Linked DNA regions of Homo sapiens: region 1 is linked to region 2. A link is a contact called in ENCODE Hi-C or POLR2A ChIA-PET data. All regions are on one chromosome and are shown on one strand. The core of a region is the stretch at or near the end of the contact, and the rest is flanking DNA. Distances in the headings are between cores, read along the strand shown. Region 1 has its middle 15 kb from the start of CYP2A7. Region 2 holds the start of FBXO27 (F-box protein 27).

Region 1 (6,248 bases), core at 1,390-3,889, 1.9 Mb before region 2:
CGCCCAAGCAGATGCGCTTTCCTGCAGGCACAGGGGAGGGCAGAAGGAAGGGTTGCACCTGCACAGGTCATGGGGGTGCCAGGGGTGTCTGGACTGACCACCCCACTGGGCCTCAGCTGCCTCATCCGCACATCAGGGCTCATGACTGTGACTGCTTTATAAAGGGGTGTTACACAGGCTTAGTGGGTATCTATAGTTAGTGCTCAGCTAGGACCTGCTACTTCTCTGATGGCTGGGATTCCATCCCGTTCCAAGACGGAATGGTTCTATAGGATCCATGAGTTTCAAGGTTGTGTTCATTTCAGTTCCTCAAGGGTTTGTCAAATGCCTATTAGGTGCCAGACACTGGTGAGGAAAAAAAGTGAAAACTCACCCGTAATAACACTTACTGTTTATAAGCCACTCTTCCAATTGTTTGGAGGGATTAATCTCTGTTTCACAGATGGGGGCTGAAGTGACTCACCCAAGACCCCACCATTTCTAAATGATGGAGTGGAGTCCAGATTCCCAACCACTGTCCTGACTCCAGGTTCCAAATGACATACACTTTTGGTTGTTGTTTTTTGTTTGTTTGAGACAGGGTCGTACTCTGTCACCCAGGCTGGAGTCCAGTGGCATGATCTCGGCTCACTGCAACCTACACCTCCCGGGTTCAAGTGATTTTTGTGCCTCAGCCTCCTGGGTAGCTGGGATTACAGGCGCCTGTCACCACGCCTGGCTAATTTTTGTATTTTTAGTAGAGACAGGGTTTCACCATGTTGGCCAGGCTGGTCTCGAACACCTGGCCTCAAGTGATCCACCTGCCTCGGCCTCCCAAAGTGCTGGGATTACAGGCATGAGCCACTGTGCCATGCCAACATACACTTAAAATGTTGCTGCATAAAGATTTTATGACATGAGTAGGCAAATGAGTGTCTGTTGGGCAAATTTGCCCTGCTGCTTGTGTTCATACAGCCTGCAAACTAGGATGCTTTTGGCATTTTAAAATGGTTGGGGAAAAAAGACTCTTTTGTGATATATGAAGATAAAACAAAATTCAAATTTCAGTGTCCGTAAACAGTTTTTCAGGCTCACACACATGCTCATTCATTTACATATTGTCTATGGCTGCTTTCATTGATCAATGGCAAAGGTTCAGAGACTATCTGGCTGGAAAAATAGAAAATATGTCTTATTTTGTTCTTAACAGCCAGCCAGTTGGTTTATGCCCTGTTTAGTGCTATTACCATCCCAACTTTTTTTTTCTAATTATCAGAGTCAAACATCCTAATATTTACTAATTCTGGGATTCTAAAACTTTATGGTTCTATGATATAACCTTCAAATTCACACTGTGACTTGAACTTCAAATACAGACCAGTGGCTTGGGGGTGGATTTAGCACATGCCTGGAGGAAGTCAGACCAGAGAAACCTACCAGAGGAAAAAGGCACAAAGGCTTCATTCTTCTTGAAGCGGCCCTGCTCATCCAGAAAGTGCTGGGGATAGAAGGCATCTGGGTAGCGGAAGTATTTGGGGTCTTTGAGGACAGAGCCAAGCAGGGGAAATACGTCTGTGCCCTGGGGTGAAAATGAGGGCAGTTAGGAGAAATCAGTGTTGGGCTACAGAGGTAGGGAACCAGGGAGAGAGAGGAGTGCAGTGGAAGGGAGGCAATGAGGGTGCAACCCCACCTTGGGCAGAAGGTAACCTCGAAACTGAGTGTCCTGGATGATGTTGTGGGGGACACCCATGGGCACGATGTCTACCAGTCTCTGTATTTCATGGATAACGACATCTGTGTAGGGCATCTTGACCCGGTCATCCACCCTTGGGAGCCGGTGTGGTCCAATCACCTGGTTAATCTCTTCGTGAATCTTAGCTGGAAGGGGCCAGAAAATATAGCGGACAAGGGCACAAAACAAAACAAAACAAAATAAAACAGGTGTTTTTGTTAGGGAAGCCAGGGCAAATCATGCATTCCAAGCTCCAGCAGAAAGAGATCTCAGATGCAAGCCATGCATGTTTGCTCCCTTCTTTTTTTTTTTTTTTTTGACAGCCTGTCACCCAGGCTGGAGTGCAATGGCACAATCTCGGCTGACTGCAACCTCCGCCTCCTGGGTTCAAGTGATTCTCTCTCCTCAGCCTCCAGAGTAACTGGGATTACAGGCACCTGCCACCGGCCCAGTTAATTTTTGTATTTTTAATAGAGACAGGGTTTCACCATGTTGGTCAAGCTGGTCTCAAACTCCTGACCTCGTGATCCACCCACCTCAACCTCCCAAAGTGCTGGGATTATAGGCGTGAGCCACCACACCAGGCCTGTTTGGTCGCTTCTTTAACTTAACAACTGACACACTGGTGATGCTCAATTACTCATCAGACATCGGGAGACAGGCAGCTTGGAGTCTTGAACGCTGCCAGGACATTTGGTCTTTACTTAAAAGAACCAAAAAGCCATGGTCCCAGCTTGGCTCTCATACATGGGTTTTTTAAAGAATGGGAAAGAGGCATGCTAGGTGACTAGGACAGGATTGACACAAATGACAAGCGGTTATGTGACTGATTAAGATCACCACTGCTGGAGTTACTCCTCTGCACTTTAGGGATGAGTGACTTCACCTTCTGAACTTGTTTCATCATCTTCAAAATGAGTGTGCTGTTTGGACAAGGTCATAGAGTTGTAAACATTACATAAAGTCTGGTATGCAAGGCAAGGAACTAGGACAGTGCTTGGCACATAGAAGCATCCAATAAATATTTGATTTTCTTTTCTTTTTTTTTTTTTTTTTTTTGAGACGGAGTCTTTCTCTGTACCCCAGGCTGGAGTGCAGTAGTGCAATCTTGGCTCACTGCAACCTTTGCCTCCTGGGATCAAACGATTCTCATGCCTCAGTCCCCCAAGTAGCTGGGATTACAGGTTTGCGCTACCATACCTGGCTAATTTTTGCATTTTTAGTAGAGAAAGGGTTTCACCATATTGGCCAGGCTGGTCTCGAAGTCCTGGCCTCAAGCGATTTGCCCATCTCTGCCTCCCAAAGTGTTGGGATTACAGGCGTGAGCCACTGCACCCGGCCTGATTATTTAGACCAGTGAAAGACAACTCAGACAATGGAGGTGACACTAGAAACATTTGAGTGGAAGTGTGTTAGCATCTCTCATCTGCACCAGGAGAAATCCTTTGGCTTGTTTTGAATTGCATTATTAAGGAGAGGGGCCAAAACTGGGAATTTTCCTTAAGCAAGTAGTGAGTTCCTCATTACTAAAGTTACCCAAATGGACCAGATCAGAAGTGATTGGAGACGGATTCTATTTAACTTTGGCAGGGCAGTTGGCTCGATAATGTCCATCAAAGATAACCACCTCCAAGTCTCTAAAACCTAATGCCTGGAAGGCTATGTATACAAGGGTAACAAAAACACAAGAGAGACTTTGAAAATGCCAGTAAATTAAGAATCTTGGGATGAAGAGATTAGCCTGGGTTGTCAAGATTGGCCTTCAATATAATATTGTGTGTCTGTATAAAAGAGAGGCGGGAGAATCGGAGTTTGAAAAAAAAGATGTGAGGCTAGGCGCAGTGGCTCATACCTGTAATTCCAGCATTTTGGGAGGCCAAGGAGGGTGGATTACCTGAGGTCAGGAGTTTGAGACCAGCCTAGCCAACATGGTGAAACCCTGTCTCTACTAAAAATACAAAATCAGCTGGGTGTGGTGGCACATGCCTGTAATCCCAGCTACTCAGGAGGCTGAGGCAGGAGAATCACTTGAACCCAGAAGGCAGAGGTTGCATGAGCTGACATCACGCCACTGCACCACAGCGTGGGCAAGAGAGGAAGACTCTCCAAAATAATGAAAAAGAATAAAAGATGTGATGCCAGAAGCAAACAGAGGCTTGAAGAAGCTACGCTGCTGGCTTTGAAGATGGAGGACAGAGTCGTGAACCCAGGATTACAAGGAGTACAGCTTTAACACCCCGAAAAGGCAGAGAATCAGATGGTCCGTTGGTGTCAGCTAGTGAAAGCCTATTTGAACTTCTGAAATTCAGAACAGAAGGATAATACATTTGTGTTGTTTTAGATGACTAAGTTCCTGGTAATTTGTTACAGCAGCCACAGGCCGCAGACACCAAGTAGAAGATTAAGTTAAATGACCTCCCAAAGTCGGGGATTTTGTGTTTCCACGTCCTGAAGTTCTAAAGGGTGAAGAGTCATGAGGATTCAGTATCATTATCCATATAAAATAATTAGCACAATGCCTGGCATACAGTAAGCACTCAAGAAAAGCTAGTTGAGCTTAATCATTATTTTTTATTATTATTACTTAAATGTGTTGATGTTAGAGACTCATATTTGGAGAAAAGTGGGATAAGGGACACATTATAAAAGTTCCTGAATTCTGTCTAGTTCTACCGATAATTCCATTTAGGCAATTTAAAAAATCCTTCCGGGCTGGGCGCGGTGGCTCACGCCTGTAATCCCAGCACTTTGGGAGGCTGAGGCAGGCAGATCATGAGGTCAGGAGTTGGAGACCAGCCTGGCCAACATGGCGAAACCCCGTCTCTACTAAAAATACAACAATTAGCCGGGCATGGTGGCAGGTGCCTGTAATACCAGCTACTCAGGAGGCTGAGGCAGGAGAATCGCTTGAAACTGGGAGGTGGAGGTTGCAGTGAGCTGAGATCATGCCATTGCACTCCAGCCTGGGTGACAAGAGCAAGACTCTGTCTCAAAACAAAACAAAACAAAATCCTTCCCTTGCCCTCACCTACACCTTCCGTAAAACAAGATCAGTAGATCTGGGAACAATTTCTCTAGAATAATGCACATATTCACAAATACACAATTTTATGAATAATTTCTGGGGTACATGGGCATTTGAAGCTTTTATATAGACCTGTTAATCACCCATAGAGACCAGGCAAGGAGCCTCAGGTGTAGAGAAAATGTGTCTCTATTTCTACCTCTTATCTAATTTTCTCTGTTTGTTTGTTTGTTTGTTTGTTTGTTTGTTTTCAGCCTGTCTTTTCTCTATAGACCCCAGTGTTTCTAGACCTTATTTTTTGGTGGAACTGAACTCCTTTAAAAACACAATGAAATGAGTATAGAGTTTCACATTTGCAAGATAAAAAAGTTCAAAAGATTTTTTTCACAACATGAATATACTTAACACTACTGAACTGGACACTTAAAATGGTGAATATGGTAAATTTTATGTTATGTATTTTTTTTACCACAATACAGATATACAAATGGAATGAAATTTGAGACTCTCTTCAAGAAGAGTCACAAAGTCATATGTCACCAAAATCTGTGTAGGATATCGAGAGCTCACAGACCCACCCTGAGATCCACTGATGAAAGTTTCTAGATAAGTGGTCTCTAAGGGTCTTCCATGTTAATTGTTTTGTTGTTGTTGTTTTAAGAGATAGAGTCTCACTGTGTCTCCCATACTGAAGTGCAGTGGCATGATCATAGCTCACTGCAGCCTTGAACTCCTGGGCTCAAGCAACTTCCAGCCTCAGCCCCACAGGCGGCTGACACTACAGGCATGTGCCACCATGCCCAGCTCATGTAAACTCTTTTTTTTTTTTTTTTGAGACGGAGTCTCGCTCTGTCGCCCAGGCTGGAGTGCAGTGGTGCAATCTCCGCTCACTGCAAGCTTCACCTCCCAGGTTCACACCATTCTCCTGCCTCAGCCTCCCGAGTAGCTGGGACTACAGGTGCCCGCCACCACACCCAGCTAATTTTTTTGTATTTTTAGTAGAGACAGGGTTTCACCATGTTAGCCAGGATGGTCTTGATCTCCTGACCTCATGATCCGCCCGCCTTGGCCTCCCAAAGTGCTGAGATTACAGGCATGATCATGTAAACTCTTAATATGGAAGCTGCCAGAAATCTCAGTGGATTCTTAATATTTTCCCTCTTCTTCCATTCCAGAGCTTTCTCCCGCCAAGGCCCATCTTCTCGTGACTGAGAGCTCCATAACCACCCAGTCACCTAGTGGCCCTCCCCCTTGTGGCCCTCATACCTTGGTCTTCTGGAACTCCTCCAGTAGGTAGCTGGCCTCCTCCTGAATTCGCTCCTTAATGCTCTGCTTTCCCATCCCGAAGTCCCGAAGGATGGTCAGGGAGAAGCGTCGGAGAATCCTCCATCGTTCTCCATTGGCCAGAGCTACACCTGCCAAGATCTCAGTCTCAGGCTTCTGCCTCCCTCCCCTTGCTGTGTTCAACTCTGTGCTTAGGCAGTGATGGGGAAAGATTATGAAAGCTCTAGA
Region 2 (6,613 bases), core at 3,230-5,729:
AATTTGAGTCTCTGAAATAAACTTGACAGTAGACAAATGAACTAGAGAAAAGGCACACAAATCCATTATGTGCACACACAGAGAAACCCCACAAAGTATGAGATTCAAAGAAGGTCCAGATGGTTGAAGCTTAAATAGCATTTTGAGATACAGAAATAGATAGGGGCTAGGAGGCTTCTGGACCATGGTGGTGACAAGCTAAGGTAGGGTGAAGGGCAGAACTGCACTAAGAACAAAGGTCATCTTATTTGCAGATAAAGTCTCTCAGGTAGCAGCCCTCAGAGAGATGGGTGAATCCTGTCTGGGTGTGGTGTCTTTGGGGTGGACACCAAGAGTCTTGCCCTTGGGAGGAGAACCAGGGACTGGAAAAGGACACTGACTTTTCAGTATCTGCCCTTTTGACCTACTTGGAATTTTTTTTTTTTTTTTTTTTTTTTTGAGATGGAGTCTTGCTCTGTCACCCAGGTTACAGTGCAGTGGCTCAATCTCAACTTACTCCAACCTCCGCTTCCCAGGTTTGAGCGATTCTCCTGCCTCAGCCTCCTGAGTAGCTGGGACTATAGGTGTGTGCCACCACACCCAGCTAATTTTTTTATTTTAAGTAGAGATGGGGTTTCACCACGTTGGCCAGGCTGGTCTCGAACTCCTGACCTCAAGTGATCTGCCTGCCTCGGCCTCCAAAAGTGCTGGGATTACAGGCATCAGCCACAGTCCCTGGCCAACCTACTCAAACTTTTTAAACCTTTTAACTGTTAAAAAAAAAATCAGGCCAGGTGCAGTGGTTCATGCCTGTAATCCCAGCACTTTGGGAGGCCAAGGCGGGAGGATCACCTGAGGTCAGGAGTTTGAGATCAAGCCATTGCATTCCAGCCTGGATGACAAAGTGAAAAAAGTTTTTAAAAAAGTCAAATACTTGAGTCATCATATCTCATTATCAACAAGATTCCCACTGCTTATATATTACATTAAAACTAATATATTAGTTTTAGTGGGCACAGTTGCTCATGCCTATAATCCCAGCACTTGGGGAGGTGGAGGCGAGAGGACCACTTGAGCTCAGGAGTTTGAGACCACCCTGGGCAACAGCAAGACCTTGTCTCTCCTTTAGTCCCAGCTACCCCAGAGGCTAAGGCAGGAGGATGGCTTGACTCCAGGAGTTTGAGGCTAAAGTGAGCTACGACAGAGTGAGACCTGGTCTCAAATATATATATATAAACAGTTTTTTTTAGACAAATTTTCACTCTTGTCGCCCAGGCTGGAGTGCAATGGTGGGATCTCAGCTCACTGCAACCTGTGCCTCCTGGGTTCAAGTGATTCTTCTGCCTTAGCCTCCTGAGTAGCTGGGACTACAAGTGCGCACCACCATGCCCACCTAATTTTTTTTTTTTTTTTTTTTGGTATTTTTAGTAGAGTTGGGGTTTCACCATATTGGCCAGGCTGGTCTCGAACTCCTGGCCTCGTGATCTGCCACCTCGGCCTCCCACAGTGCTGGGATTACAGGCATAAGCCACTGCACCTAGGTTTTTGTATTTTTAGTAGGGACGGAGTTTTACCATGTTGGTGAAGCTGGTCTCAAACACTTGACCTCAGGTGATCCACCTGCCTCGGCCTCCCAAAGTGTTGGGATACAGGTGTGAGCCACCGTGTCCAGTTGAAACAAAATTTTAAAAATGAAAATATACATATTGAGAAGAAATTAGACCAGCATAATAGTTCATCCATCTCTCCTAATTCAGGGTCTCCCTCTCCTATCCACCCAACCCAGCCTCGTTATGCCCCATTTCCCTTCTCTGCTCTAATTTTTCACAGCACTAATCACTTTTTAACACACACACACTTATTATGTTTACTGTTCATCATGACAGAAGCACATTACAGGCTAGTTTGAAGTGTATACACTAATACAACCGTTTCATTCTTTTTTTTACTTGTTTTCTTTTTCTTTTTCTTTTTTTTTTTTTTTTTTTTTTGAGACAGGGTCTCGATGTGTAGCCCAGGCTGAAGTGCAGTGGCATGATCACAGCTCACTGCAGCCTCAACCTCCCAGGCTCAAGCCATCCTCCCACCTCAGCCTCCCAAGTAGCTGAGACTACAGGTGCACACCACTATTTGCAGCTACTTTTTAAATTTTTTGTAGAGACGGGGTTTCACTGTGTTGCCAGCGCTGGTCTCAAACTCCTGGGCTCAAGAGATCCTCCTGCCTCGGCCTCCCAAAGTGCTGGGATTACAGGTGTGAGCCCCCATGCCAGGACCCATTTAATTCTTTTCTGCATTTGTGGAGAGGATTCTAAGAGGGTCAAAAGGAGGTTTTATTTATTTTATTTATTTAAGACAGCTTCTCACTCTGTCGCCTAGGCTGGAGTGCAGTGGTGAGGTCTCAGCTCACTGCAACCTCTGCCTCCCTTGTTGAAGTGATTCTCATGCCTCAGCTTCCCGAGTAGCTGGGATCACAGGCATGCGCCACCATGCCCGGCTAATTTTTGTATTTTCAGTAGAGACGGAGTTTCGCCATTTTGGCCAGGCTGGTCTCACACTCCTGACCTCAAGTGATCCGCCTGCCTCAGCCTCCCAAAGTTCTGGGATTACAGGCGTGAGCCATCATGCCCGGCCTGGAGGTTTTATATTTAATTATTTCCCTGATACTACGTAATTTGCTCATTATGCCAACTGTTTATCATGTCTCTCCCTCTAGAAGGTAAGTTCTTTGTGGGGAAGAATCCATGTCTGGTTTTGTTTGTTGATGTCTTAAACTATGTATACAGCTCACGTTATGTCGAAGCCAAATAAAATATAGAGATATAGAGACAAATCTCTCGATTTAAAATGTTTTGTTGCGGTGGCTCATGCCTGCGATCCCAGCACTTTGGGAGGCTGAGGCGGGCAGATCACCTGAGGTCGGGAGTTTGAGACCATCCTGGCCAACATGGTGAAACCCCGTCTCTACTAAAAATACAAAAATTAGCTGGGCATGGTGGCATGCGCCTGTAATCCCAGCTACTCGGGAGGCTGAGGCAGGAGAATCGCTTGAACCCATGAGGCGGAGGTTGCAGTGAGACGAGATTGCATCACTGCCCTCCAGCCTGGGCGACAGAGCGAGACTCTGTCTCAAAAAAATAATAAAATGTTTTATTTGGGAAGCAAGAATTGACATTCGAGGCATCCACACAGACCAGGCGGTCTTCAGAACTTTCAAAGAACAAAGAGGTTAGAGGTTTTTATAAGAAACAGAAATGTTAGGTATTGTTTTGCAAGAAAGTTCATTGACACTAGCAACGTTCTGGGGAGCTGGCAAGTTCTGACTGGTAAGTGACAGCAGAGGGAAAAACTAGTCTTAGAGTCACGGCAGGTTTTTTCAGTACCAGTTAGACTGCTTCCAGGTTACAACAGGCAGTTTTAACAGCCAGGCTTGCAGAGAATCACTTTCTTGGAGCAATGGTATCTGCCCTAAGTGTTTTCCCCCCGGCCTCTCAACTTTGTTTTAGTTGGATATGACAAGAAGGATCCAATTCACATGATCAACTTTCACAATTTTTTTTTTCTGTTTGTTTTTTGAGACGGAGTCTCACTCACTCTTTTGCACAGGCTGGAGTGCAGTGGTGCAATCTCTGCTCACTGCAACCTCCCCCTCCCGGATTCAAGCAATTCTCCTGCCTAAGCCTCCAAATTAGCTGGGATTACAGGCGCGTGCTACCACGCCCAGCTAATTTTTGTATTTTTAGTAGAGACGGGGTTTCACCATGTTGGCCAGGCTGGTCTCGAACTTCTGACCTCAAGCGATCCGCCTGCCTTGGCCTCCCAAAGTGCTGGGATTACGGGCATGAGTCACCGCACCCAGCCACAATTGTATTTTTATTGGACAGAGCTGATCTAGAGGTTAAAATGAGGAATTCCGGAGCTAGGCTGGCTGGATTCAAATCCCTACTAGCTGGTGATCATAGACAAGCCACTTGGCCTCTGCTGGTCTCAGTTTTTTCACCTGTGAAGTAAAGGGCATAACAGCACCTACTTCATGGGGTTGCCACCCTGGCTGGCAGTAAAACCGTCCATAAAAGTTGGCTGGTGTTACTATTGGTTGCATTAATTTTTAGCAGCCGGAGCCTGTTTTCTCCTGTGAAATGAAGATAACCACGCCCGACCTTAAAGGTGATGGAAATTTTTTAACACGTTAACGGATACGAGGCCTCCCACTCAGAAGCCTGACCAAAATAACAATGGTTGCTCAGAGCCAGACGTCTCATTGCTACTAACGAATTAGGGACACTTCAAGGGGCCGGCTGGAGGGGACGGCTGTGAGCAGCAGGCCTTGGCTCCTGGCTGCACCTGGCCCCGTCGCGGGAAGCAGGTTGGGTTTGGAGAGCGGGAGGGAGCAGGCGGGAGGGGCTGGCGAGTAAGAAAGAGGATGCAGGGGTGGGTGAAGCTGGCTAGTAAGAGGGGAGGGGCCGGCGAGTAAAAAGGACGCAGAGGGGCGTGGGGAGCTTGCGGCACAGCTAGGGCATCCCGGCGAGGAGCGCCGCCAGGCCCCGGGGTAGGACTTGGGGTGCGGTGTCGGTGCGGCCGCCGAGGGGGGCTGATTGCATGCAATTCGGGGCATACACACAGACCGCGGGGTCTCCGGGATATCGGGGCTATCAAGGACGGGCTGGGGGATGGGGACTTGGGGACGGGGCCCAGGGATGGTGAAGACGGGGGTGCGGCTGGCAGAATCAGGGCAGGCAGAGGCTGCGCGCCGCGGAGGCTGCTGGTCCCTGACGCCTTGACCCTTCCTCTCCCGCAGCCACAGCCGGGCCTGGCGGGGGGACCATGGGCGCCTCGGTCTCCAGGGGCCGGGCCGCCCGGGTCCCCGCGCCGGAGCCGGAACCCGAAGAGGCGCTGGACCTGAGCCAACTACCCCCAGAGCTGCTTCTGGTGGTGCTGAGCCACGTCCCCCCGCGCACGCTGCTCGGGCGCTGCCGCCAAGTGTGCCGGGGCTGGCGAGCCCTGGTGGACGGCCAGGCCCTGTGGCTGCTGATCCTGGCCCGCGACCACGGCGCCACCGGCCGCGCGCTGCTGCACCTCGCCCGCAGCTGCCAGTCTCCCGCCCGTAACGCCAGGCCTTGCCCCCTGGGCCGCTTCTGCGCGCGCAGACCCATCGGACGCAACCTTATTCGCAACCCCTGCGGCCAAGGTGGGATCTCGGAAGAGGAAGTCCAGGATGCTGGGCCACAGTGGGAGCGGTAGCGGGGCCGGAGGGGCGGGGCCGCACTGGGACCGGTACTAGGGGCCGCAGGGGCAGGGCCGCAGTGGGACCGGTGGGAGGAGTCGGAGAGGCGGGGCAGCATTGGGAGCCGGTGTGAGGTGCCGGAGGGGCGGGGCAGCATTGGGAGCCGGTGGGAGGTGTCGGAGGGACGAGGCAGCATTGGCACGCAGGGTGCAGGGCTGACTGGGCAGGGCTTCACCGTTTGCCTGTGGGAGGGGTGGGAGTGGGGCAGTTCTGGGAGCCCGAGAGAGGGGTTGGAGGGGCAGGGCTTTGCTGCAAATCAGTGAGAAGGGCCAGAGGAGCGGGGCTTTGCCCTGAGCTGGTGGGAGGGGAAGGGGGCGGGGCCTCGGTGGGAAGGGTCAGGTGAGTGAGCTGCACTGTGAGCACGTGGGAGGGGCTAGGGGCGGGGTCTCACTAGGAACCAACAGGCGGGCGACTGGAACTTGGGCACAAGCCTTTTTTATTTCACAGAAGGCCTCCGAAAGTGGATGGTGCAACACGGTGGGGACGGCTGGGTGGTGGAGGAAAACAGGACAACCGTGCCTGGGGCCCCTTCTCAGACGTGCTTCGTGACTTCATTCAGGTGAATGCCCCTGCTATCCAAAGGTCCGGCCCCTTGTTGAGAAAGGCCTGCCTGTTCTCATTACCCTGTCTCCTGCATTCCCAGCTGGTGTTGCAAGAAGCAGGTCTTGGACCTAGAGGAGGAGGGTCTGTGGCCAGAACTGCTGGATAGTGGCAGGATTGAGATTTGTGTCTCTGACTGGTGAGTGTGACGATTAAAATAGCCCCTTGCTAAGCACTGACTGCATGTGACATGGCCTTTTTATGGGTGACTTAATTTAGGCCTCCTAACCCCTCCTTACAGATAAAAAATCTGAAGTTCAGGCCAGCCATGGTGGCTCACACCTATAATCCCAGCACTTTGGGGGGTCGAGGCAGGCAGATCACTTGAGGTCAGGAGTTCGAGACCAGCCCAACCAGCATGGCAAAACCTCGTCTCTACTAAAAATACAAAAAAAAAATTAGCCGGGCCTGGTAGTGCACACCTGTAGTCCCACATACTTGGGAGGCTGAGGCAGGAGAATCACTTGAACCCAGGAGGTGGAGGTTGTACCACTACACTCCAGCCTGGACGACAGAGTGAGACTCAGTCCTGGAAAAAAAAAAGAAAGAAAAGAAACTGAAGTTCAGGGAGGTGAAGTGAAAAACACACTCACAGTTCTAGTAATTAGCAGAGTACACACTTTCTGCTCATGCCCAAAAGGATGTGGATTGGAAGACAGAAGATGAGATCCAGTACAGAGACCTTTGGCCCAGCTCAGTCTTGTCTGTGAATGAATGAGATGCTCCTTGCCTTAGGAGGAGAAAACAGCATAG

Evidence for each region. A loop is a pair of places that touch in the nucleus more often than their neighbours do. ChIA-PET counts read pairs that join two places held with the same protein, here RNA polymerase II (POLR2A).
Region 1: a map of ovary shows a loop between it and region 2 (8-fold over the local background). The contact joins the enhancer-like site here to the promoter of FBXO27 in region 2. A Hi-C loop is called at or near these places in 1 of 168 maps with a recorded cell type or tissue (ovary). POLR2A ChIA-PET finds 5 or more read pairs at or near these places in 1 of 52 experiments (naive thymus-derived CD4-positive, alpha-beta T cell).

Annotation. Positions count from the first base shown.
Region 1 is chr19:40,893,747-40,899,994 of GRCh38, reverse strand. It overlaps the pseudogene CYP2G1P. Among named protein-coding and RNA genes, the nearest start is that of CYP2A7, 15 kb to the right of the region's middle. RefSeq lists an enhancer at 2,437-2,731. Within about 2 kb of position 2,639, at least 3 of the 41 ENCODE cell types and tissues checked have a DNase peak (open chromatin) inside an H3K27ac peak, as active enhancers do.
Region 2 is chr19:39,030,415-39,037,027 of GRCh38, reverse strand. FBXO27 (F-box protein 27) reads left to right here and starts at 4,479. Exons shown (of 6, transcript NM_178820.5): 1 at 4,479-4,525; 2 at 4,775-5,164; 3 at 5,708-5,819; 4 at 5,904-5,999. The coding sequence starts at 4,801. RefSeq lists silencers at 4,701-4,770, 4,831-4,980, 5,181-5,260, 5,411-5,650, 5,500-5,682 and enhancers at 4,592-5,384, 5,791-5,900.